3 separate regions of the Homo sapiens genome follow, and all the other regions are linked to region 1. The links are chromatin loops, found by intact Hi-C in ENCODE. Cell type or tissue: ascending aorta. All regions are shown on one strand. Region 1 overlaps TENM4 (teneurin transmembrane protein 4). Region 2 overlaps TENM4 (teneurin transmembrane protein 4). Region 3 holds the start of MIR5579 (microRNA 5579).

Region 1 (8,000 bases):
TTTGACCCACTAATAACGTTTTAATGGAAATAAGCAGAACATCATGCAAAGGCATTTGCAGCAAGATGCTCATTGGCAGCATTGCTTATCATAATGGGAAGACCTGGAGCAACCTAAGTGTCCACCTGCAGGGTCCGGTTAAATCAATGAGGGTTACTCCATATGGGGAAATAGCATGCCTCCTTTAAAACCAGTGAGGCCCAGCTGTGATATGGATGTGAAAGATACTCATGGTATAGTAAGTGAGGTGGGGAAGCAGATTAGAAAGCAGTCTAAATAGAAAGGTCACATCTCTAATGTTAAAAACGTGATCGTATGAGCATACGTAGATGCAGAAAATGTCTAGAAGGATAGCTATGCGCTAAGATGTTAATTGTGATTCTGAGTAGTGAGGACACAGGGAGTCCTTATTATTTTCTTTATTCTTTTCTGTACTTTCAGTTACTCACAAAAATTTCTTGAATACCTATGAGACAAAATCCTTGCTTTTCAGAAGCTTACTATCTTGCTGGGGAAAGACAAGGAATAAATAATTAGACAATTAATTCCAAATGCTGATAAGTGCTGGGAAGAAAATGAGATGGTTAATTTGAGAAAAACTGACAGAGCAGGGGGAGGTGAGACCAATTTCAGCTAGGAAGGGAAGACCACTCTTTAGAGGGGCATTTAATTGAGAAAAATAGGGAAGAGAGACCCAAATGAAATCTGGGATAGGGGTGTTCTAAGAAGAAGAAACAGCTAACACAAACGCCCTGGATGAAAGAGAATTAGGTGCCATTACAACGTATTATTTCTATGATCCAGAAAAATTTTTATTCTAATATTCATTTGGTCCATTCAAAAAACCATAGGACCCATCTGAATCCTTCCATTCCGGAGGCCCAATCAGATAGCAGTTCGCCTAAGACAGCGAGTGGGGAGCAGAGGAAGGTGCCCTTCAAGTGCCCACTGCAGAATGAGTCTCTAGAAGGGGCATCTCCCAAGAGGCCAGCTCACAGTTTGCCTCACTTTCCTTGATTTTCAGCAATTTTTTTCTTTACATTTTGACATTTATGAAATCGGAAAGTATCTTACAATCCATGTGTACATTAAGGTAGTGCTTTGTTTGTTTTCTTGTCTCAGAAAGCCTATTACTGAATCGATGGTGCATCTTGCAATTGCTGGCATCTTAGGATTGATGAAATGCAGTAATGTATGCGAGTGATGCTAAGAGGACGGACCTTGGGAAGTGGAAGGGCCTTGGTGGAAGTCCATGATTCCACCTAAAGGGGATGCACTGTGGGCCCACAACAGTGGACTGAGTCTTCTAGACCTCTATGCACCCCAGAGCACCAGCCACAGAAATGCTTACAACATGGCCCTGGTCATCCTTCAGGGAGCAATCAGAATTATGTGCAATAACAATGTGTTATTTCTATAATCATACAACATTATTTTATTCTAATATGCATTTGATCCATGCTGGGTAAATCCCAGGGGAGGGGGGAGTCCTGGAGGTTGGGGGAGCCATCCAAGGGGGCATCCCCACCCTCCTTGGATTGTGGGGAGAGCCTAAGAAAGCTTCCTGAAGAGGTTACCAGGCAGACAAGGCAGAAAGGGCATTGGAAGCAGAGGGACAGCGGCACCGCCAGTGTATTCAGGGAGCAGTGAGCTGTTCCATCTGGCTTCAAGGCAGGATGAGCACAGGGAACACCCCTCATCTGGAGGTTGTACTGGGTCTTGGATGCATATCAAAGGGACTAGAGACTTGGAAAGACTCGACACCAAGAAGTGACATGGCTATGTTTTGGCTTTAGAACTATGCTGTCTAATGTGGTAGCCACAAGCCACAGGCGGCTATTTAAATTAATTAAAAGTGACCTTAAAAAAAATCCATAAGAACATCTGGAAAAAAAAGTTAAATGAAAAACTCAATTCCTCAGTCACACTAGTCACATCTCAAGTGCTCAACAGCCACAGGTGGCTAGCTGGCCACATGGACAGTGCAGATACAGAATGTGTGTATTGTGACAGAAAGTCCTTTTTGGACAGAGTTGCTTTGGAAAGATCACTTGAGGATGGGTGGATAGATGGATGGACAGACAAAAGCGATAGCAATGACCATGGTGCTTACGGTGTGCAAGGCACCATGCCAAGGGCTTCACATGTGCTGTTCCTTGAACCCTCATAACATCTCACAGATGTCCACCAGGTACCAGGAGCTTTGGGAGCAGGGACAAGGCTGTGGGTCATTTTTCAGCATTTCCCGATTATTTACCTAGCTCAGCGCTGGCTTCTCCAGGAGCCAGAGTATATTCTTATATTTTTCGAAGGGTGGCTGAGGAGTGTTGGAGCTTCAGCTTTACCATTGCACCAGCCCATGGTTGAACAAGAGGGAGCTCCCTGGGGATCCCCCAAATTTCATGATGAGCACTGTGCGACCTTCTCAGGAAGTTCTTCCAAGTGTCTAACCCAGCTTTCCAATGTATGACTGCAACAGATGCCTATTCCTTCTGTTTATTTTTCCCTCAGAAAATGGAGCCTATATTGTACTAACATTGATAACTGCTGTACTTGACGGACGCTTCCTCCTTGTCAGACACTGTCCTGATCACTGTACATACCAACTCATTTAATTCTCAGAAGAGCTCTATGCTCTAGCTACCATTGTTTTGCCCATGTTATACATCAGGAGACTGGGGCATGGAGAAGTTAAGAAATTTCCCAAGGTCATACTTTGCCCAAGCCAGTAGAAAGTGTTGCTAGGACTCAAACTCACACGATCTGGCCCTGGAGCCTGGTTCCTAGCCCTGGCACTATCCAGTCTCTCATCATAAATCTTCTGGAGCTAGAAGACAGCTGCCAAGTGCACTTTCCACCTGTTTTGGCTGGAGTGGTATGAAAACTTGATTCTGTTCCAGGAAACCTTGGCTGAAAGTTATGCCCAGTTATAACATAAATGCCTCACATTTGGGGGGCACTTTATGTCATTTTCAGAGTACTTTTCTGCCAGCAGTGCTTATGGTAATAGTCGTCCCACAGTTACAGCATGTTTTCTGGTTTATAAAGCACCCTCATTTGCATGTTCTCATTAAATCCTCACACCAGCCCTGAGAGGAAAGTGAGGCGCAGAGCATCATTTACCCACGTAACACAAGGAACCCAGAGAAGTAAAGCACTGTGCAGGATTACTCAGCCCTCCAGGACGCAACGGTTTCTTAATTCTGCTTCTATCAATCAAGAGCCTCTCCGCCATGTCAATCCATTTCAAAGTCAAGCCAAAGTAAGGGCTGTAAAGCCAGGACCCTGTGTGTTAGTCCTGGAGCATGCCAAGGTCAAGACATGGCCCAACAATCAGAAATAACATCAGAATAACTCAGACTTCCACCTAATATTTCTCAGAAGTTATCAAGAACCACCAAATCCACAGAAAAACTGCTTAAAATCCGCCTTTTCTCTCTGCCCTCTACTGCATTTACTGACATCAGCTTCTCCTATATCTCTTTTAAAATATTTTTTATGAAAATTTTTTATATTCTACAGAGAGTGTTTATAACAAATATGTTCAGTGTAAACAATAATGAGAAACTCTCATGGCCCCACCAGCTAGCTTAAGAAACAGAACATGATGCCACCTTTGAAACCCTGGGGATGGCCCCCAATACCCTCCCCTCTTCCCAGGTAGCTGCCCTCCTACACTTATTCTCTTGCTTTTCTTTATAATCCTGGATGCTTTGCAACCCTCCCCCAGAGAAGCACTCTCCCCAGTCCAGCCCACACGCCTCTGCAGCTTCCATTTTTGCTTCTTTCCCTACCCCAGTCTGGTGTGACCTTTTCTGGGGGATGGGAAAGGGCCTGGAGAAAATGGACAGAGGACACAGGCAGACTCCTTTCCAGATAAGGGGAGTGGAAGGTTAAGAACACCCCTGCTAAATACCTTTTGTCCACTTGAAAACACATTGGGAGGAGAGAGGGAGGGGCTTCCTTGTAAGTTTATTCCTGGAGCAGGTTGCCACTTGTCACTTGGAGCAAGTCCCTTCACCATATGGACTTCTAAACTGGAGGGGGACTGGCACAGATTGGGGTTTCCTAAAATTGTCATTGCTTCTACAGATATTTACTGAGCACTTACTGTGTGCCAAGCAGCGCCATAGGTACAGGGATGATGTCGTGGGAAATGAGACAGACAAATTCCCTGACCTCAAGGAATTTACCATCGAGGGCAGGCCTCAGTCCTGCCCCACAACTAGCTATGATCCTCCCTTTGTCATTGTAAGCTATTCACCATTAAAGGTTGAGGTGGGGATGAAATTAGATGATAAATATGGAAGTGCCTGGAAAATCAGAGGCAGGTCTTGGCTAACACTACTTAGAAGACACCCCACAATCCCTGAAACGAGGTCCACTGGGCACGGAAGAGGCTGGAGCTTTGGGTACTCACACCTGTAGTTACCCAGATCTGCCACTGGATGTCAGTGATGTGTAGGAGGGGGCGGGGACCTAAGGGTGATGAGCTTTTTAAGTTGAGAAAAGTGCGAAATAACTGCTTACAGTGTGCTATATGCTGTTCTCCATGTATTTGTTATAGCATTTGATGTTTACGGAAACCCTATGATTTGCATATCCTTATACCCATTTTACAGACAGGGAAACGTGCTCAGGGGAGGGATATAAGTGGTTGTCTCCCCTCCTCCACCTGAGAGTACCAGGCAAAGATTGCTAAAGATGCTAAAAACGGCCCTGGCGTGAAAGTGCTCAACCAGACAGCCCTTTACTGCTGCTAAACTGCTATGAACAGCATCTCCCCATACTTGGGGCAGCAAATGGCTGCACAAATGCATGAGAAACAAAAAGCTCCACAGCTGTTAAAACCCCCATGGGCACCCATGAAGGTTACAGTACAAGTGTTTGCTAGGCAGATAGATGGGTACAGATTAACAAGAGCCACGTGGTGACAGCAGAGCTTGCTGTGCTCTCTGTCAATCTAGAAGCAATCATGGCTATGGCCAACTTTTATGTTCCTTGTGGTGAGGATTACAAAAAGGTCTCTGGGGATCTTGCCTTAAAGAGCATACAGATGTATAGGGTGTCAGCATTGAAGAGCTGTAGTCCCAGTCCTTCCTAAACAATCCCTGAGAAGCTCTACTGAAAAATTAAAGGGGAAAGTGGGGGAGTATTCAAGGTCAAATTCATTTTGGGAAAATCTGCATGAAATAGTTTTGATGATCATTGCAATTAGTAGACCTGATGATGATATCATCCACCTCTTTGATATAGACCCAGGGGAGCAAGTGCTTTGGGAGGGGAAATGACTAGTTCAGGACCACAGAGGCAAAGAGGACACCATGACTCTGACCTCTCCCCATGGGACCTTAAATTCACACCATGAGAACGACAGGGAAAAGGACATGAACAATGGGATGGGATGTTCCACAGAAGACTATATGGGGGGCCTGCAAAGGAGAGAGGGTCTGGAGCAAAGGCACTGGGGCTAGATCCCCACAGAAGGAAATCCCAGCAGCACTCCCTCAGATGCACCCCTGGCAGGAGGGGAATCCAGGTGGTGCCCAAGGCAAACCAGAGACCCCCAGGAATGACTAAGGAACGGAGCTCCTCCAACAGGAGGAGGGAAGGCTCAGAGGTCCTTGTGGCAGGAACATCTCTGTGTACCAAAGTTCCCAGGTGAGTTACCGTAAGTCAGGTTTTAGCTCAGCAGAAAAAAATGCGTATATTTATTCCAATTAAACAGTTTGCAAAGCCATTTTTACATGTGTCATCTTATTCAATCTAGACAGTCACCCTTTGAGGGAGACCTTTCTATCCCTACTTTATAGATGGGGAAAGTGAAGGTCAGAGAAGTTGACTCATTTCCCCAAGTTCTGGAGCTGGGATTCCAATTCAGGTCTTACTAGCTGCAATACCACGTTCCTTTCACACTGAAATTGTCCAGGGATGATGATGATGATGTTCCTGATGTCGTTGATGGCTATGAGGTAGGACTCATTAGCCTCATTTTCCAGACGGAAGGTCTGAGCCCCAGAGAAGACCCATCGCTTGCCCAGTATGGCACAGCTGGTAGCTGGGAGAGATGGGTTTGGATGTACACTTTTCGTCTGCAAGCCTTGTCCTCTGTCTGCTTTTCTTCCGTACAGGTGTGCATGAGCTCCCGGTTACTCGAGTCATGGGAGCAAATTCTGATGGACTCAGCCAGCTTACCTTTAGGGTGAGTCCTCCTCAGGAGAGAGGTTGGGAGTAGATGGTAGCTAAGTGTCCTGTTTTCTACTTGGACTCTCTCAGACTCGTGCTGAGTGGAGGCCAGTGCACAGGCAGGTCCCTTGCTTAAAGCAAATTCCTGGGAAGTGATGAGCAGGGGTTGGGGAGTAGGCTGTCAGGAGCCAGGGGTCAGGAGAAGGGCCCTGGGGGCAGAGCTAGCTGTTTGGCTTTGAGAAGGGAAGCCAGGAGAGATAAGCAGAGCTGGGAGTGATGTGATCAAACTGTGAAAGATGATTCTCACTGAGCTGGGAGATGGGGGGGGGTGGGGGAGACACAAGAGACCCGCATGCAGGGTTTTGAAGGCAGCAGATACAGGGGCCTGGGAAGCCCAGACCAGGATCGCAGACAATCCTGGGAATGGATGATCTGGTGAGTTGAGAATAATCCATGTACTTTTACGATTATACTTAGTTCTTTGCAGTCTTCATTAGTTATGGGATAAATACTTCCCTTCCTTCCTTGGCTTCAACCTTTATGCTGCAAGTTTAATTTATCTTGGGCCACTATCGTTTTTTGTTTTACTAAGTTATCTGTATAGTTTCATGTTTTATTTGCTGGTGGTCAGTGTGCTGACTCTGAATTTTAATCCAGGTGGTGGTAATTTATCAAGGCTTCTTACCTTTTTCAGAATCTTTTTTCTTTTTTTTTAAAAAAAAAAAGCAAAATGTTAATATAAACTCAGTGAGGAGTTTGTGGGTGAGAAATATCATCTACTGTATCCCCAAAGTTGCCAAATGGTGTTGAGACGGATTCACATGTTCGCTGTTTCGTAACATCCTGGAAATGGCACCCTGCATGTTGATTTTTCTATTCTCAGCTTACAGGGCAAAATGGTCTTGACTTTTTCTACTTATTTTTGGAGAAAGTTCAAGGGGTAGGAAAAATTCCTTTGGCATATTTTGAAGAGAACAAAAATACAACCTGGCTTTTGTGTGGTGAAAATGTGGGAAATTTCAATTTCCAAATGTGCGTGCTGGAGGAAGCAAGCTGAACTTTGAGGCTGGGTTCCTGGGCCCTCAGCCCAAAGGAGGGAGGGGACGCTGGCAGGGGCTGAGCTGCCTTGGAAAATTAGCAGGCGATCCATGTTGGAAAGTGCAACTTCTGGTTCCTTCCTCAGCCTCCAGGGACACAGACTCTGGCGATGAAAAAGAACCCCACTTTGTCAAACTTACCCAAAGAATAGAAAACATAACCAAGGAAAGAAAACCTCTCCGACAAGGTTAACTCCTTAAGCACAGGTGGAGGAGGCAAATCCGGGAAAGGGAGTGGATTCCTTGTACCAGAGTTCTTAGACCTGGGCTCCGACGCCAGCCCCAGCATGGCTAGCAGCTTGTTCTGTGAAAGGCAGCCCACCTCTGTGTCCTCATCTGTGAAATGTGGATAGAGCCCCTGTCTCAATGCTTGTTGTGAGGACTATATGAGATGATGACTATAGTAGCTACTTTTATTACTTAGCATATACTAAATATTAGTGGTTGCTATTATCAGGTTTGTGTACTTCTACACAAGACCACATGAAGGGTGTGTGTGTGTGTGTGTGTGTGTGTGTGTGTGTGCGCGCGCGCGCGCATGTGCGTGCATGCCCACGCAAGGATTGGTCTTCCAAATAAGTAGATTGAAATGTGTGAGAATGGAGCAAATTGTTCCCTTAGCGGTTAGGATTTCCTGGGAAAATGTCTATAAGTTGCTGAGACTATGTCTTCTCATTGCCAGAATATTCCAAGGAGCAGAAGAAAAGTCAGGCAGTG
Region 2 (8,000 bases), 140 kb before region 1:
TCCATACATTTACTCTGTGTGGCCAGCAAAATGTTGCTTTCTGGCACTAATGGGAACTCTGTAATACTGTGGTCCCTAGCCAACAAGGAAGGGGTTCACTCACTCTAATGCCCAGAACTGTGTGAACCTTCAGGAAGGAGAGGTTTGCAGGACCTCTTTTCTAACTCCTGAATCATGTAGGCCATTGAGTGAACACTCTGTATGTATCCCATGCCTTGCCTGTGCCAGGTACCTTGTGGGGAGCTTTGCGCAGGTATCTCACCTACTTCTGAAGGTAGTCGCAGTCTCTTCATTCTGAGGGGCCTGAGCCTCAGAGGAGCTGAGGACACATGGGGACATTAAGTTAAGGCAGGCCACCACAAAGCTCCCAATGAGCCACGTCATCTTGGGCTCTTCCACCTTCCACCAGATGGATGGCCAGCCCTGCGTGTTTATAAGGGACCAGAGGACAAGCCATCAGGGTAGACAGGGCTTCCATGCCCTCCTACAAAGATCTGGCCACAGGCAAGGGCTACTCTATGTGTATTGCCCTTTACCTCAGTTTCCCCCGGTTTCTCCTTCTCCTGTAAAAACAGCAGAGGAAAGAACATATAACTCTAAGGCAGTGCTCAAATGCTTTGGAAGTCCAGAAAATTCCTTCAACTGAGTTGTCTTTTGGTTTTAAAAAACCTTACTGCAGAAGGTAAGTCTAGTATAGAAGGAGAGCATGTAGTCACTAGCAGCACTGTCCTGGGACAGACATGGGTAAAATGCCAGTTCCATCACTTCCTGGCTGGGAGCCCTTGAGGATGTTCACATATTTCTGTTGCTGTAGAATAAATTATTAATGGTTGCATTGCAGTGCTGTTGTGAGGAATAGGGATAATGAAGGTAAACTCCCAACACGGGGTCTGGAACTGCTGGGTCCTCAATAGGCAGTGGCTGTGGATGAAGACCCTTTCTGCAGTCGAAAAGGGAAGGCCCCGCCTCCAGGTCATTGCACAAGGCCTGGAATCAGCACGTTCTTCTTCTTCTTTTTTTTTTTTTTTTTTTTTTTGAGACAGAGTCTCACTCTTTTGGGCAGGCTGGAATGCAGTGGCGTGATCTCAGCTCACTGCAACTTCCGCCTCCCAGATTCAAGCGATTCTCCTGCCTCAGCCTCCTGAGTGGCTGGGATCACAGGCACTTGCCACCATGCCCGGCTAATTTTTGTATTTTTAGTAGAGATGGGGTTTCACCATGTTGGCCAGGCTGGTCTCAATCTCCTGACCTCAGGTAATCTGCCCACCTTAACCTCCCAAAATGCTGGGATTACAGGCGTGAGACACCGCACCTGGCCAGCATATTCTTCTTATACACTGAATTCCATCTGTCCTGTTCTTAATTGTCTCAGCTTTAGACTCTGGGGATATTCAGGAGTTCCCTCTAGAAGAGAAGCCTTATCATTTTGGTTTTGTTTTGGGGGTGGGGGGGTGTTTTTTTTTTTTTGAGAAATACAATATTCATCCAGAAAAGGGCACAACACATACATGTACTGTCCAACAAATAATTGCAATGTGAACATCATGTTACCACTACTCAGGGCAAAAAATAGAACACCGGTAATATTCCCAAAGCTTTCTTGGGCTCCTCCCAAGAAACAACCCTCTCCCTCTTCCCTCACCTCCACCTCGTAGTAACACACTCATGTCGTGGAGAACCTCATCATTCCTTTCCTTTATTGTTTGGCATCTAAGTATATGTATCCAGACAACCCAGCTGTTTTGCCTGTTTTCATTTTTCATACAAATAGAATCATCCAATACATATCTCTCTGTATCTGACCCTCTTTGCTCAATGTCATCTTTTTAAGAGTCATCCAAATTGTGGATAGTTCCAGTGTGTTCCTTTGTGATACCCCATCATCCAGGTATCCAGAAGTTATCGATTCTACTGTTAAGAGGGGTTTGGGTTATTTCCCGTGTTTGACTGTTACAAATGATGGTGCTATGGACATTTTTGTACAAGTCTTTTGAGAATGCTGATGTGTTGGGTATATACCTCAGAAAGGAATTAGAGGTTCATAGGCCTGGTATCTCTAGCTTTACTAGATAATGCCAAATTATTTTCCAAAGTTTGCTGACTTGTCTTTTCATTAACTTATGCTGTAAGGAAACAACTCTGCCAGTCTGGTCTAGGGAGGCCCCAGTTTCCTCACCTATAAAATCTGAGAAATAAGTCATATCCCAAGGTTTTATAAAGATGGAGTGAAATGACGTTTATGTGCTTAGCATATATCTAGCACAGAATAGGTTCTTAATAACAGCTAACACTTATTGAGCACTCTATAAATGTAGGCCATGCTTCTGGCCCCCTCATTTCCCCTTTCAGTGCATATATCCTGGAATTTCAGCCTGAAATTATATGAGGACGTTACCACTTGCGCTGTTTGTCTTTCTCTCTCTCTTTTTCTCTCTCACTCACTCTCTCTTTTAGATTTAGGATCTCCTGTTTTGCTTTCCTTTTCTTTTCTTTTTTTTTTTTTTTTTTTTTTTTAGACAAAGTCTTTCTCTGTCACTCAGGCTGGAGTGCAGTGGCACAATCTCAGCTCACTGCAAACTCCGCTTCCCTGGTTCAAGCAATTCTCCTGTCTCAACCTCCCGAGTAGCTGGGATTACAGGTACCCGTCACCATGGCTGGCTAATTTTTGTATTTGTATTAGAGACAGGGTTTCACCATGTTGGCCAGGCTGGTCTCGAACTCCTGACCTCAGGTGATCTGCCCACCTCAGCCTCCCAAAGTGCTGGGATTACGAGCGTGAGCCACTGCACCCGGCCAATTGTTTTCTTTTTCTATCTTCCTTTCTTTTTCTATAAAGTGTTATATGCTAGGTACTTTTCACGTGACATCTCATTTAACCTTTTCAAAATGCCACAATGTTGGTTCCATTATTATCCCTGCTTTTCAGGTGAAGAAACTAAGGCACAGAGAAGGAAAGTGACAGTCTGAGGTCCCCCAGTTAAGTAGGTAGTGGAGCCAGGGATGATATGCTCACTTTTCCCTCTAGGGAGGGCACCCAGCCAGGACTCTACATGAAAAAATGTATTTTGATGCTGGCTAATGCCCTATTGACAACTGCACACTGATCCACGTCCTAGTTCAAGTTTTGTTACTGTAATCTGGGCTCTGACAACATATGAAGTTTCTTCCTTCAGTATGAGAAGAAAGATAGGGAGACTGAGAAACTTTGTCAAGTCAGTCAGTCAATCAAACATGCAATGGCTGCAGGGCTTCTGCTACCTCTCAGAGGCTTCCACGTGCAGGATGGCAACTTGGGAGATAAGGTGTGCCTGCATTCAGTCAGCTCAGAAGATTCAGTCCAGTAGGAGAGCACCATGGCCATAAACAGTTGGCATGTACAGAGCTGGGTTTCTGTGCTCAGTGACAAAGATAAAGGGCTGTGAAGTTTAGAGCCATTCTTCCTGGAGAAATCAAGGAAGGCTTTCTGAAGGAGGTAACCTCTAAATCCTTACTTCCTTAGCTACCTTCTGCTGTTAGAGGGTGAGCCCACCATTAAAGAAGCATTTTCCCCCACACACAGCCTCTTTGGGCTCTGTCTTCCTTCAGCCTGAAGGTCTCTGGTTGTTTAAGAAAACTCCGGGCAAAAATTTCACCCCTTGCCCTGAGTCTTTTCCCCACCTTCCCTTTCTCCCACCTCTACAGCTAGTCTGCTGTGGATACAGGCTTGTGAAAGAAATGACTGTTTGTTTTATAACAAGAGCTTAACATGATTCATTTCAGATTCCCCAAGGACTTTTGTAAGTTTGGACTGAGTCATAATATATTTTTTTATTAAACTCCAAGACCCAACAAGCAGGAAGCTCTGTTCGACAACATAATATAACTGATGTACTGCAAGCGGCTTTTTTATGGGTGAGTCCTCAAGCTGCTTGAGAAATTCTCTGGCCTCTCCTATCACCACCTGGTTCTGCACGGAGATTAAAAGGGCTTTGGAGACTCGTCACACCACACAGACACACACACACACACACACATAGACACATACAGCCCTGTCCCTCCTAATGCCACATCCAAAAGATGAGGGTCTCTGGACAAGAACAATCCCACTTCCAGACCCTCTCAAGAACAAGGCCCTAACTCCTTCTTCAGAACACAGAAAGGCCTAAGCAGCAGCACTGGAGCAGGCCGAGAACTGCTCCCTGCTCACCCCCGGTGGAGCCACAGTCTAGTAGGGCAATGATTCTTGGAACATTTTCCCCGAGCCAGGAGCATTAGCCTCACCTGGGACTTTTATAAAATGCAAGTTCTCAGGCCCATCCAACACCTTCTGAGTCACAAACTCTGGGGGTGGGACCCAGCAACTTGTGTTCTAAGGGGCTCTCCAGGGCGATTCTGTTGCTTGCTAAGGTTTAAGAACCACTGATCGTAGGACTTGCTCAAAGGGCGGTCCTGGGACCGGGAGCATCAGCATCACGGGAGCTTGTTGGAAATGCACTCTCAGGCTCCACCCAAGGCCTGCTGGATCACAGTCTGCATTTTAACAAGACTCCCAGTTGAATCTCGTCCACATTAACTTTGAGGAACACTGCTGTAGGCACCGCGGGACATGGGCCACCTCTGGTCCTGAGTTGAGTCCTTGCTCTGCCTCTCAGTTGCCGCCTGCTCTTGGCTGGCACATGACTTATCTGAGCCTCAGCGTCTTGGTTAGCGCCCTGCATTAGTGCATTGGAAATATTTGCTCTCCTGGTTTAGGAAAATGCCTCCCACAGTCCCGGCTCCACGGGAGGCTCTCGGCACTGTTCTTCCTGCCTGTCCCTGGTGAGCGGGTGACCTTCTGCCCCCTCTGACACTGGCCCACCCTGGAGACAGTGGCTGTGTTCTTGCAGCCCTCCCTCCTCTTGTGTTTCTGTTTGATTCTCATGATTCAATATCCCCTGCAGCGTTTTGTTGTCATTTTCTGTTTTACTCTTGGAAAGCTCACAGGGTTTCCCCTTTGAAGTGTTTCATTTTTTGTTTGTTTGTTTAAATTCAGCATTGCCCTCTGATTGGGGCACATCCAGTGACTTTATAGCACAAATTCAGAAAGAGAGTTGCTCCAGTGCCATTCAAAATGGACCGCAAAATCCACTGTGCCGAGATGTGTCCGAGTACAACGACAAGACAGCCCATGCACACCGTGGTGCCTCACAAAAGGAGAAAACACAATACCTGGAGTCTGATAAATGACTGAAAAGTGCTAAAAATGACCCCCGAAACACAGACACCTCCTCCCCTGTTCCCTGCCTCCTACCGTGTCATGAATTTGTGATGGGGACAAGGAGCACACAAGGCCCCCCTCAGTGCCCCGATGAAAGTCACTGAAGCCAGGAACAAAAGTGGAGCCCCAGACAAGGGGAGGGGAGCAGAAAGGGGGATGGAAATCCACTGACCCTTCCTGGAGCTCCCAAGGGGCACTAGAGGAATGAAAACCCTTCCTAGCCCCCAGGCCCCGAACAAGTGGCAATCTCCCTCCCCAGGGTACAGAGTTTAAAAATGCATCAGATCAAGGCCTGCATGGAGGGATACCTCACACACTGTGGAAGGGGCAGATTTGGGAACTAAAGTTTGGCAATAAGACTCAAGAGCCTCAAAAAAGTCTACATGCCTTGACCCAGTAATTCTGCTTCTGGGAATCTGTCCTAAGAAAATAATATGAAATGCAGACAAAAATGAATCCACACGGGTGTTCACTATAGCTTTATTTATGTGAGTGAAAAATTGGAAACCACTAAATGCTCCACTTTAGGGAATTGGTTAGGTAAATTATGGTTCATTCATAGAGTGGAATATTTTGTAGCCGTTAAAAATGATGTTTATAGAGCTTTTAATGACATGGGGAAATGCTTATGGTATGCTTATGGTGATTTTATACCCTGTCTTTTGCAAGATGTAAAATCACACACGGTGTGATCTCAGCCATGTAAAACAGTTACAGAAAAATAACAGGAAGGAAAAACACACACACAAACTGTTAACGGTAGTTGTCTCTGAGTGGTAGGATTGCGGATGATTTTTCTTCTTTTCTTTCCACCTTTCTGGTTTTTTATTTTTATTTTTTTCTATATTTGGAAACTATTGGTCATCGGTGTTGGGTATTTATTTAAGCCTCACAGGCAATGAAGGAAAAAAACATCACCATTAGTCTGAGGCCTGGCGAGGGATATGACAGCTGTTTTTCCCTCCTGAACATGCATTGCTTTTGAAATCAGAGAAAAAATTAAATAAACGTTATTTACCAAATTAAAATCAAATCAAAATAAATAAAGCATCTGAGCCCCTGTCGAGGAAGGCCTCTGCTCCTAAAAGAAGCGATCGCCTGCTTCCAGCTTATCATTTTTCAGGGATCTTAAAAAACCAGCCACTGTGAAATTGACTTCTAACTGATCTTAATTGAGATGGGGCCCAAATGCAAGGATCAGAAATGAAATTCGGGCTGGTTGCCTTATGGCTGGGCTGCCAAAGAGACTCTGCACAATCCCAGGTCACAGAGGAGCTAACTGGAGTTACTTCTCTGTTCCGGATTCCACCTGCCACCTTCCATATAAGACTCCAGGGTCCTGCCGCCCCCTTGCTAGTTTTTTACCAGCTCAGGGATGAGTGGGGGTTGATTTGAGACTATCTGGGCTTGAGGGGATTCTTAAGGCTGGTGGCTGAGCATTCACTCCTTAACCCTACCAACCTCCGCCCCCCACCATACACATGCACACACACACACACGCTCACATGTGAACACATCATCATTGATTCTGTCCCTCTGCACAAATGCATGCTGCGTGTAGTGACAGGCTACAATGAGTGGGCACCATGCTAAGTCTCTAAAGTGCTTTACCTTGTTTAATTCCCATGACGACTCTGTGATTTAAGTACTATCAAGCCTCACTTTAGAGTGTGGCAGACTCAAACATTCTTCCTTCTGCTGGCATGTGCAGCTCCTATGATTTTGGGAGTGAGCCTGATGGTCTCATCGGGGTCCCCTCCAACTTCAGAGTGACGAATTCTCTTAATGTTAAAAGCCAGCCATGCAGGCCCCAACACACAGGCTACAGGATGCTGAGGCCCTCCCACTCTCTCCAAGTCACACTGCCAGCCCGTCCCTGCTTGCCACCTTGCTGCCTGGCCCTCCTTCCCTGTCTTCCTCCTTTTAGGTTTCTCCCTCCCACACACAAAACCCCTCTTCCAGCAGTCTACTGTCAGATTCATTCATTGCTTTCTTAGATAGAACAACATAACTCTTCTTTGTCTAAACCCAGGAGGCCTTCCCTTTCATATCCAAACAAACTCATCATGGTATTTTTCCTTGAAAAAAAAAAGAGTGCTTTATCAAAGATACATTCTGCCTTCTTTTCAAGCCACTCAGCATCACTGGGGCCAGCATTTTAAAACTACTTTGTGTGTGTGCTTCTTATTGCTCTGTATGCTGCAAAATAAATACAGCGCTGGAAGACTTCTAATATTAAAATGAAGAGAATATATGAAAAAAGAAATAAAGCAACTGATGTGATTTAAAATTGCACCAATACAAGGTGCTGTGGTACTCTAATACATCTGAAAATCTCTGCAAGATAGGTGATTTTCCGGGAAAATGAAAATTAGTCAAACTGACTCCCAAAAAAGTAGAAAAACTTGAAAGAAAAAAAATTATATGCAAAGGGCCCGTTGAGAAAGGTTTTAATGGAATCATTTATTTTTAAAAGACCCCAGGCTAAGATGATTCAATGCTGAAACTTTCCAGGTAGCAAAAAACATAAGATTCCCATGCTTGCATAGCAGACAAGCGTTGGGGTCAGATGGCCGGACTGAAATCCTGCTTTACCATTTACCAGTAAATGGTTACTAGTAACCTGGTTACTAAATGGTAAACCAGTTTACCATTTATTAGTTGTGTGACCTTGGATGAGTTACTTAATTTCTCTGAATTTCAAATCCCATAGAAATTCAGCCAAGGAAGTAGTCACAATAAGACAGCATAGTCCAGGTGGGCT
Region 3 (8,000 bases), 320 kb before region 1:
GTTCACTCCGATCTTCTCTCATCTGGATGATCACAGGATCCTCTTTGTTGAATTGTGTGAGGCATTTGGCCTATATTATCGCATTTATTCACATGGAGCTGAGTAAGGTCTTGTTAGTTCCCATTTTCCAGAGGGGCAACAGGGACTCAATGAGGTTAGACATCTTGCCTGAGGTCACTCTACCAGTGAGTCAGGGAGCCAGGGTCCCCTACAGACATCCACCTGTCCGTAAAGCAAATGTTCCTCTCCAGGAGGTGCTGGTTGTAAGTTCATGAGCCATGGAGGGGATGGGGAACTTGAATATCTTATACCTGGTGGGAGGAACAAGATACACACCATCTTTTGATGTCATCTGAACTTGTTAGCTAACATTTTTAATAGAAGATATGTATCCTCTTCTCACATCTGCCTGCACTGATGAACAAAGCCTTGTTTCAAGAATTAATTTTGGAAGGAGATACTCCTTTCATAGCCTACTCCTGAAGGTGGGAAATAGTGTGGGGAAATTCATTCTAGACCAGAGTGTGGGTGATGGTCTCAAGGCCTCAAAGTAGGTTTCTGAAAGACCCCCACATTTTGGCACATGTTTGTGCACAGGTGTGTGGGCACACACCTATAATTTACAGCACATTCCTAGAACTTTTCAAGTCAAAATGTTGCCTTGTTCACTCTTATGGTTGTTATTTCTTGATCTGTTGTCATCACATGTCTCACTGTTCTTTCCCCTCAATAATCATGGAATTAAATTCACTTGTTCAGAAGTGGACCCCAGAGGCAGGCAGGCAGGCAGAGACCAAAGAGATGTCACAGAGCTTATACCAGAGGGATGGGAGCCAAGGCCACGTGAGCAGGTCCTGCCACCTCAGATAGATAGGCCATTTGTGCCCCTACTGTGTGCTAAGAGGCACCTACTGTGTGCTGAGCACAGCAACACTGCCAACAGTCTTGTTATGCTCCATCACTGACTATATGAGTAGTGTTGCCAGGATTTGAATTTGGATCAGTCTGGCTCCAAGTCCGTGTTCTTCTACTTCACTTTTCTAGGACTCAGGAGAACATGGCCAGGAGTTTAGGGCTAGTCTCTTAGTAGCTAACCAAGAGTCTTTCCCCAAAGGCTCCAGACACTGAGATGTGCTAGGGATGTGGGGAGAGCTGGCTTTAGTTCAGCATCAGCCAGAACATCCCAGAAGAGATTAGACAGCTTGTGGAGGGAGTGAGCTCCCTGTCATTGGAGGAGGGCAAGCAGTGCTGTCAAGTCTATTAAGAAGCTTCCTGCAGGGGGTGAGAAATTGGACTCAATGTCCTCCTGAAAAGTTCAGCTACAGAAAGGCTGGGTCCCTTTGGTACACTCCTCACCTTGATCCTTAGCACCGTTGTTAAGTATACTGATTAATCCAATCAGTAAGGGCCTGCGGAGTGAGCTGGGCTCTGGAGTAGATGTGATTCAAGACAGAAAAGCAGGAGGGTACGCCACTCAGATCTCAAGGCACTTAGGATCCAGTTAAAGGTACTATTAAGACATTATCAGCTGAAGAGTCAGACTGACCTAAGTTTAAATCTGGGCTGAGCCACAACTAGACCAGGCTTTCTCAACTTCGGCACCCCTGACTTTTTTTTGTGTGTGTGAAATGGAGTCTCATTCTGTCTCCCAGGCTGGAGTGCAGTGGTGTGATCTCGGCTCACTGCAAGCTCTGCCTCCCAGGTTTATGCCATTCTCCTGCCTTAGCCTCCTGAGTAACTGGGACAATAGGCGTCCGCCACCACGCCTGGCTAATTTTTTGTATTTTTAGTAGAGATGGGATTTCACCGTGTTAACCAGGGTGGTCTCGATATCCTGACCTCATGATCCGCCCGCCTCGGCCTCCCAAAGTGTTGGGATTACAGGCGTGAGCCTCTGTGCCAGCCTTTTTGTATTTTTTTTTTTTGGAGACAGGGTCTGGTTCTATTGCCCAGGCTGGAGTGCAGTGATGTGATTAGGGCTCACTGCAGCCTTGACCTCCTGGGCATAATTGATTCTCCTGAGCTTAAATGATTCTCCCACCTCAGTTCCCCAAGTATAAGAGCTAGGACTACAGGCATCCAGCCATCATACCTGGCTAATTTTTGTTTTGTTTTGTTTTGTAGAGACTAGGTTTTGCCATGTTGTCCAGGCTGGTCTCGAACTCATGAGTTTAAGTGATCCTCCTATCTCAGCCTTCCCAAAGTGCTGGCATTGTAGGTGTGAGCTACTGCACCTGGCCAACTTTGCCACAAATGACCAGATAATTCTTTGTTGTAGGGGGTGTTCTGTGAATCACGGATGTTGGGCAGCATCCCTGGCCTCTATCTACTAGATTCCAGTGCCTTCCCCGCCAATTGTGACAACCAAAAATGTTGACAGACATTGCCAAAAGTTCACTGAGCAAAGAATTGCCAAGATTGTCCGTCCCTGGTTGGAAGCCACTGGACTAGCTTGTATGACTTTTGGCAGACAAACTAAACTCTTGGTATTAGTTCCATCTTTTTTAATGTATGACAACAATACCTGCTGTAAGAATGAAATGAAATAGCATTAATCAAGCTTCTACCAGGGAGCCTGGCACAAAGTAGACAGACACATCTGAGAAAGAACCTTCACACCCAGGTTAGTGGGGGAGGCAGGGAAGCTTCAAAAAGTGGGAAGCATTTGACGTCGACTTGAAGGATGAGAACATATTTTCCAAAAGGACTAGAAGTATTGTGATTATTATTATTCATCCTCCTTCCTCTACCCTTGCAGGCCTCCTCTCACTTGCTGGTCACTCCTTCTTCTCTCCTGTAAAAATCAACCAAAGAGACTCTTCTAAATCCTCAGCTCCTGGAAACAGGAGATTTGGTTCTGGCCTCACATTTAACCCTCCCTGCGCCTGCTGCTCCAGGAGTGCATAGACTCGCCCCTTGTTCTGGAGCAGGCCAAGAATGACCCGTTTCCCCACCTTGTTAAGTATGAATTGGAAATTTGTACCCATGCAGTTTCCTTGCAAAAAAAAAAAAAAAAAAAAAAATGCACTTGTAAGCATTCAGAGCTGGCTTGAACGAGACAGGAGCTACAAATGCAGTTGAATATTTCATGAAGACCCTTTCAAACCACATGCTCTGCTCTTGTGGATGGTATGGGGGAGAAAGCACAGGCTACGAGTCAGACCAACTCAGTTTTAGCCCTGACTCTTTAGTGGAACTTTGCCGTAGGAAGTGTCTTCACTTCCCTGGGCCTCGGTTTCTTCATCTGTACAATGGCGGGGGTGGGGGTTGCAACTGATTTGGGATATATTGTGAGGGCTTCAGGAGATAATATAGGTAAAGGATCTGGCAGGGTGCCTGGCACATGGTAGGTGCTTAGTCAATGTTACCTCTCCAGTTGGAATCTTCCTGTTCTCTTCCCAGTATCTGTGCTTTTAGGGACAGCATAGTCTTTCTGGATGACACAGGCCAATGGCATGGGACTCCTTGGGGGATTGGGTTTAGGACAGCCTCCCAGCCTTCTCCTTTTAACTTAAGCTTTGGGATTGGGTCCGGCATCCTTGGAAGGCTCACCAGTTGGTCTACTTTAGAAGACAGGATGCAAAGAATTCCCTCTGATTCAAATGGCCCAGCTGAGCATACTTTCAGTTTAAAAATAAGTCGGCCTATCAGAAGGCTGTTTTAAAATGTAGAGGTGACAAGCAAATGCCTGCCTTACCTTTGTACAAAGAGGAGTGATTAGAAGAGCCAAAATAGAAGCCCAGAGAGGCTCCTGGGCCACAGTCCCTGCCCCAGGCCCAGAACCAGCCTTGGGTCAGACCCTCCCTCCCTCTGTTCTACCAGGGAGCCAAGGTTGCTGTAAGGAAAACAAGAGGAGTGTGGTGTTTTGTAACTATTTTTATACCTACCTCAGACTTGATGTTAGTGCTTCTGAATTATTTAACATTTTTCTTTCTCAGCTGGCCTCTCCAGCGAGTTTCTCTCTTGGGGTGGAGGGAGTTGTTTTTTAGGCACTCATGGAGGCAGACAAACATTGACTGCAGGGCCTCTGCTTTTTTTGGGGAATGACATTCTTAGGTATCCTATTATGAATTAGGGGCCCCATATTAAACATAGGTGACAGGTATTATAGATGACAGGTATCTAGTCTCCATGTTACAAAAAGAGATGGTAAGTAAATTGCCCAAGACCACACAGCAGGAAGTGAAGGAATCAGGATTCAAACTCTGGTCTTTCTTACTGTAGAGCTGGTGCTGCTTCTACTGAGCTGGACTGCTGCTGCTCTGTCCTTTACTCTGTGTGTGTGTGTGTGTGTGTGTGTGTGTGTGTGTAAGAACCATGTGGGTGATTTAATATGGTACTCCTTAAGCTAACAGGCCCCTGTCACCATTAGCTTAAGGAGTACCAGATCAAATCACCCACAAACACTGTGGAGGTGAACAGAGTTGAGAAGATGAGCCTCAGAAGGTTGAGCACTGAGAAGCAGGGATGTGGTTCCCTTGGTTATTGCATCCTGGGGGAATGGGAAGATTGTTGCAGCCCTAGCAGGAGGTCCCTTCATTGCACTTCACAGGCGCCACGTGTGGGGTGTGCGTTAAGAGCCCTTCCCTCACAGTCTAGCCAGCCTCTTGAAAGGGGTATCTGCACCTTGGGCCTCATTGAAGGGGGTGATGATTGGCAGCTCTAAACCACCCCGACAACAGGAGGGAATGAACTGGACTCTTATCTGCTGCCTCTCATAATTAAAGTCCATCATAGACTTTTAATGGGCATTTTGAAATAGACATCCTGGTTTGAAAGGAATCCTACTGTAGATCGAGATCAGCCTCCCTGCAGAAGCACTGTCTTGCTGATAACTGTTTTTTTTTTTTTTTAATTTCAGAGCCAGGGAAGATTACACATTTTCCTTGTTCCGTTCCTTTAGCTCCTATTTAATTATTGGTGACCTCGAGATGACTCTCTTTCAAGCATTTTAAACTCCTCATTCTACCTTGTGTGAAAACCCCGTTAGAATTATAATATGAACTCTCTCTGGGAGATAGCCCTCTGCAAATTAGCTAGGAACACTTATTTCAAAAGTGCCCATCGTTATAGTTTCAATAAAAATCACTGGGGTAAAGCAGTTGTTAGTAATGTTAATAACAGCTGTATTTTGATAGGAATGCACTTTATGACTATATCAAGCGATATCACATTCTGTTAAATAAAGTAATATTTGACACAGGTAAATTCCTTGATATTAAATTTCAGATAGCTGTATGAAATACTAGGTTCTCCTTCACATACATATGGATGAAAGTGGCCCTACCTTTTTTTTGAGGGGGGGTGACTTTATTTATGAAAACATATAGACAAGGTAATGGAATGATATTCCAAGATAGCCTCTTATGTGAAATAATTTGATTTAAAGCTTTATAAGCATTGCAAAAATTGACCAGTGTGCTTTCGAATGCCTCTACTTGTGATTTTGCAAAGAGAAAAGCAAAGGGAGAGTAGGGAGAGTCACGTTTAAAAAATAGTTTACACATTTAAAAAATACTCCCTACCAGATACCTTTGTGCACTCCTCGACTCATCTAATGCACACACAAGCACTCTAGAAGCCTGGTTTTCACTTACAGCAAAGCTAAGTGAAAGCTTTGGAAGGTTTGGAAAGCTTTGGAAACTTCTGGAAGTTGAAGTATCATCCCTGAGGCTACACTGCTGGTGGAATTAGCATTGAACCTGGGTTTATCTGACTCTGGAGTGACTGCTCCTACCTCTGTCCCATCCCAGCTCCAGGGACTAGGTTTCAAATATTTTTTCCGTATTGTGTGGATGTGTGAGCATGTGGAGGGGTAATAGTTTTTTCTTTTTTCCTTTTCACCATAGGAGCAAATAACCATCCCCCACCCCCCAAAAAAAAACTGGTTTGTGTCCAAATAAGTTTGATAAATGCCAAATTAGAGAGGTTAATGTATTTTCATGCTGCAGAAAGTCTCAGAGTCTTCACTATGCTTATGCGAATCTCCAAGAGAGGCATAAATAGCACATAAGAGTTCCCAAACTTCTAATATGAGTTTTCTTTTTTCTAAAGCAAAACCATTTTTAGCACTCTCACAAGAGTAGGGTTTCTTCAGAAGCTCTTTGGGAAGTGCTAACTTTGTGGATTTCTGAATCTGTAGGGTTCTGATTATGGTTCCTGTCTTAGTGATATGGTCCAAGCAGGAAGCTTGGAGAGTCCTGCAGGGGCTGAGTGTTTCCCTCTTGGGAGGCTGCAAGCTGCCTCTCTTTCTGACATCTTAGTAGTTCAGATAAATGAAATGCGTTTTTGTTCTAACCCTTCCCAACCTATTTTATGGAAAACATCAAAGTATTTAAATACAAAGAGTAAGGATTTAACATGTTAAAAAAATGTATTTCAAATGATCAGGAGGGAGAAAACCTTTACCATAGATTGGGAAGGATTTGCATCCTTGAAGGAGCTAAAAGACAAAGATAAGCTTTTAAAATACATATATGGAACAAAGAGAACACAGTGGGTTGGATTCAAAATATTTAAATCTGTCTTATTCCATTAAGGGAACTTTAAAATAAATGGTTTCTCATTCATTCATTCTCTCTCTCACTCACACACACATGCACATACACATAAAATATCACATAGGAAGTCTCATACTCAAACTCCCTCCCCGCACCCACCTTGTATCTTGAAGGAACTAAGGAATAATTTGGCTCACCTAGGTAGCTGGGGAAACTGAAGGCCCAGAGAAGGGAAGGAGTTTGTGCCAACCCACGAAGCCAGTTCATGGGACGTCAGGCCAAGGAGTGGAGATGTGGATGATGTCTGACATGCTTTGCACCCCTACTGTGTAGCAGACCTAATCTCTTTACCTCCTTACAACCAACCAGGTTATGGGTGTTATCTTCATTAAAGCTGAGGAAATGAAACTAGGAAATGTCAAGCAACGTGACCCATGGCTGGTAACTGGCCTCATAGTGGGATTTGAGCCCATACAAAGTACATATCACACTGTCAAGTCCAGAATGTGAGTTTCCTTTTTGCCAATCTAATTTAACCATCTCATCCACTATCCATCCCTGACTTACTAGACAGAGCAAGGTAGCCACCCAGTTACCTTCTGATGAGTCAGGAGGGAACACATCCATCCCCGTGCCGTGGGTGCTAAGGGTGCCATTGGGAACATGGAGGAAGGGAGCTGACCTCTTACCTGTGGGTGTGAACAGCTCGACTGCCCTGTTCCCAAGTGCTCTGGTGGTTTATAAGCAGTGAGGTGAGTCACAAAGCAGACAAAGGCCACTGACTCAGCGGGTAGAGGGAGGTGCCCTCAGTTCTTGATTCAACATTGCCATGACTTGCTGGGAGTGGTTTTTGATCCTTCCATGTGTTTTTGAAAAGCCAGGTAGGCTTTTCATCTCCTTCACCACTTTAGATGCGAGTTTGTCCTGGAGGCAGGGAAATGGCTCAGCTGCCCTCGTGGGCTTCTGTCAATCCTATGCTTCAAACAAGTATGAGCTAAGCCTAGTCTAGATGTGACCTGGAATATAAACAATCCAATGAGTTTGACTTCCTTCAGAGGTGGCACCTGGAGAGGCCATACATTTATTCAAGTGATGCCACCATTGCTAAACACAAGGCTGTATGCCTCTTTGGGAATGTGGGAGTTCAGTCATTCAACTAATGTCTGTTAAGAGTGTCCAATTTCCAGGCACTGTAAAAGTGCTGGGCAAAGTCAGAGGAAAGCCAATCCCTGCCTTCAAAGAGATGACAACCTGTTGGAAGACACAGCCACGTAATGGAGTAATTGGAGTGGGGTGTAAATGTACAGGGGACATACAAGAGCCACCTCTGCATGGGGGCAGTCAGGCAGGGTCTCACAGAAGAGGTGAAGCATGAACTAACTGTACTGAAGGGTCATCAGAGTTCACCAGGGTGACCAGAGAGGACATTCCAGTTGCAGGGAATAGCATATGCACATCCACAGGAAAATGAGAAATCATGTTTCAGTAGGGCTAGAGCAG

The links. Hi-C counts contacts between places; a loop is a spot of excess contacts. Peaks named below come from ENCODE experiments on the same cell type or tissue, not always from the same donor. Only the 100,000 strongest peaks of a DNase experiment are listed, where the experiment ranks them.
Region 2: a loop joins it to region 1, with 2.4 times the contacts of the local background. A loop is called at or near these places in 6 of 110 quality-filtered maps.
Region 3: it touches region 1 in a loop (3-fold over the local background); 4 of 110 quality-filtered maps call a loop at or near these places.

What each region holds. Positions count from the first base shown.
Region 1 is chr11:79,096,737-79,104,736 of GRCh38, reverse strand. All of the region lies in intron 4 of TENM4 (teneurin transmembrane protein 4), which reads left to right. TENM4-AS1 (TENM4 antisense RNA 1) reads right to left here. Exons shown (of 2, transcript NR_199027.1): 2 at 5,682-7,387. Among named protein-coding and RNA genes, the nearest start is that of TENM4-AS1, 7.5 kb to the right of the region's middle. RefSeq lists a silencer at 4,359-4,653. In ascending aorta, a CTCF peak has its summit at 4,447 (motif pointing right); DNase peaks (open chromatin) are centred at 4,449, 7,030 and 7,298; H3K27ac peaks cover 1,303 bases.
Region 2 is chr11:79,240,453-79,248,452 of GRCh38, reverse strand. All of the region lies in intron 2 of TENM4 (teneurin transmembrane protein 4), which reads left to right. Among named protein-coding and RNA genes, the nearest start is that of TENM4-AS1, 150 kb to the right of the region's middle. In ascending aorta, no CTCF peak of the experiment used is centred here; a DNase peak (open chromatin) is centred at 3,942; H3K27ac peaks cover 3,160 bases.
Region 3 is chr11:79,418,559-79,426,558 of GRCh38, reverse strand. The region is part of intron 1 of TENM4 (teneurin transmembrane protein 4); the gene reads left to right. MIR5579 (microRNA 5579) reads left to right here and starts at 4,333; the gene lies at 4,333-4,390. RefSeq lists an enhancer at 6,816-8,000. In ascending aorta, no CTCF peak of the experiment used is centred here; no DNase peak of the experiment used is centred here; H3K27ac peaks cover 1,188 bases.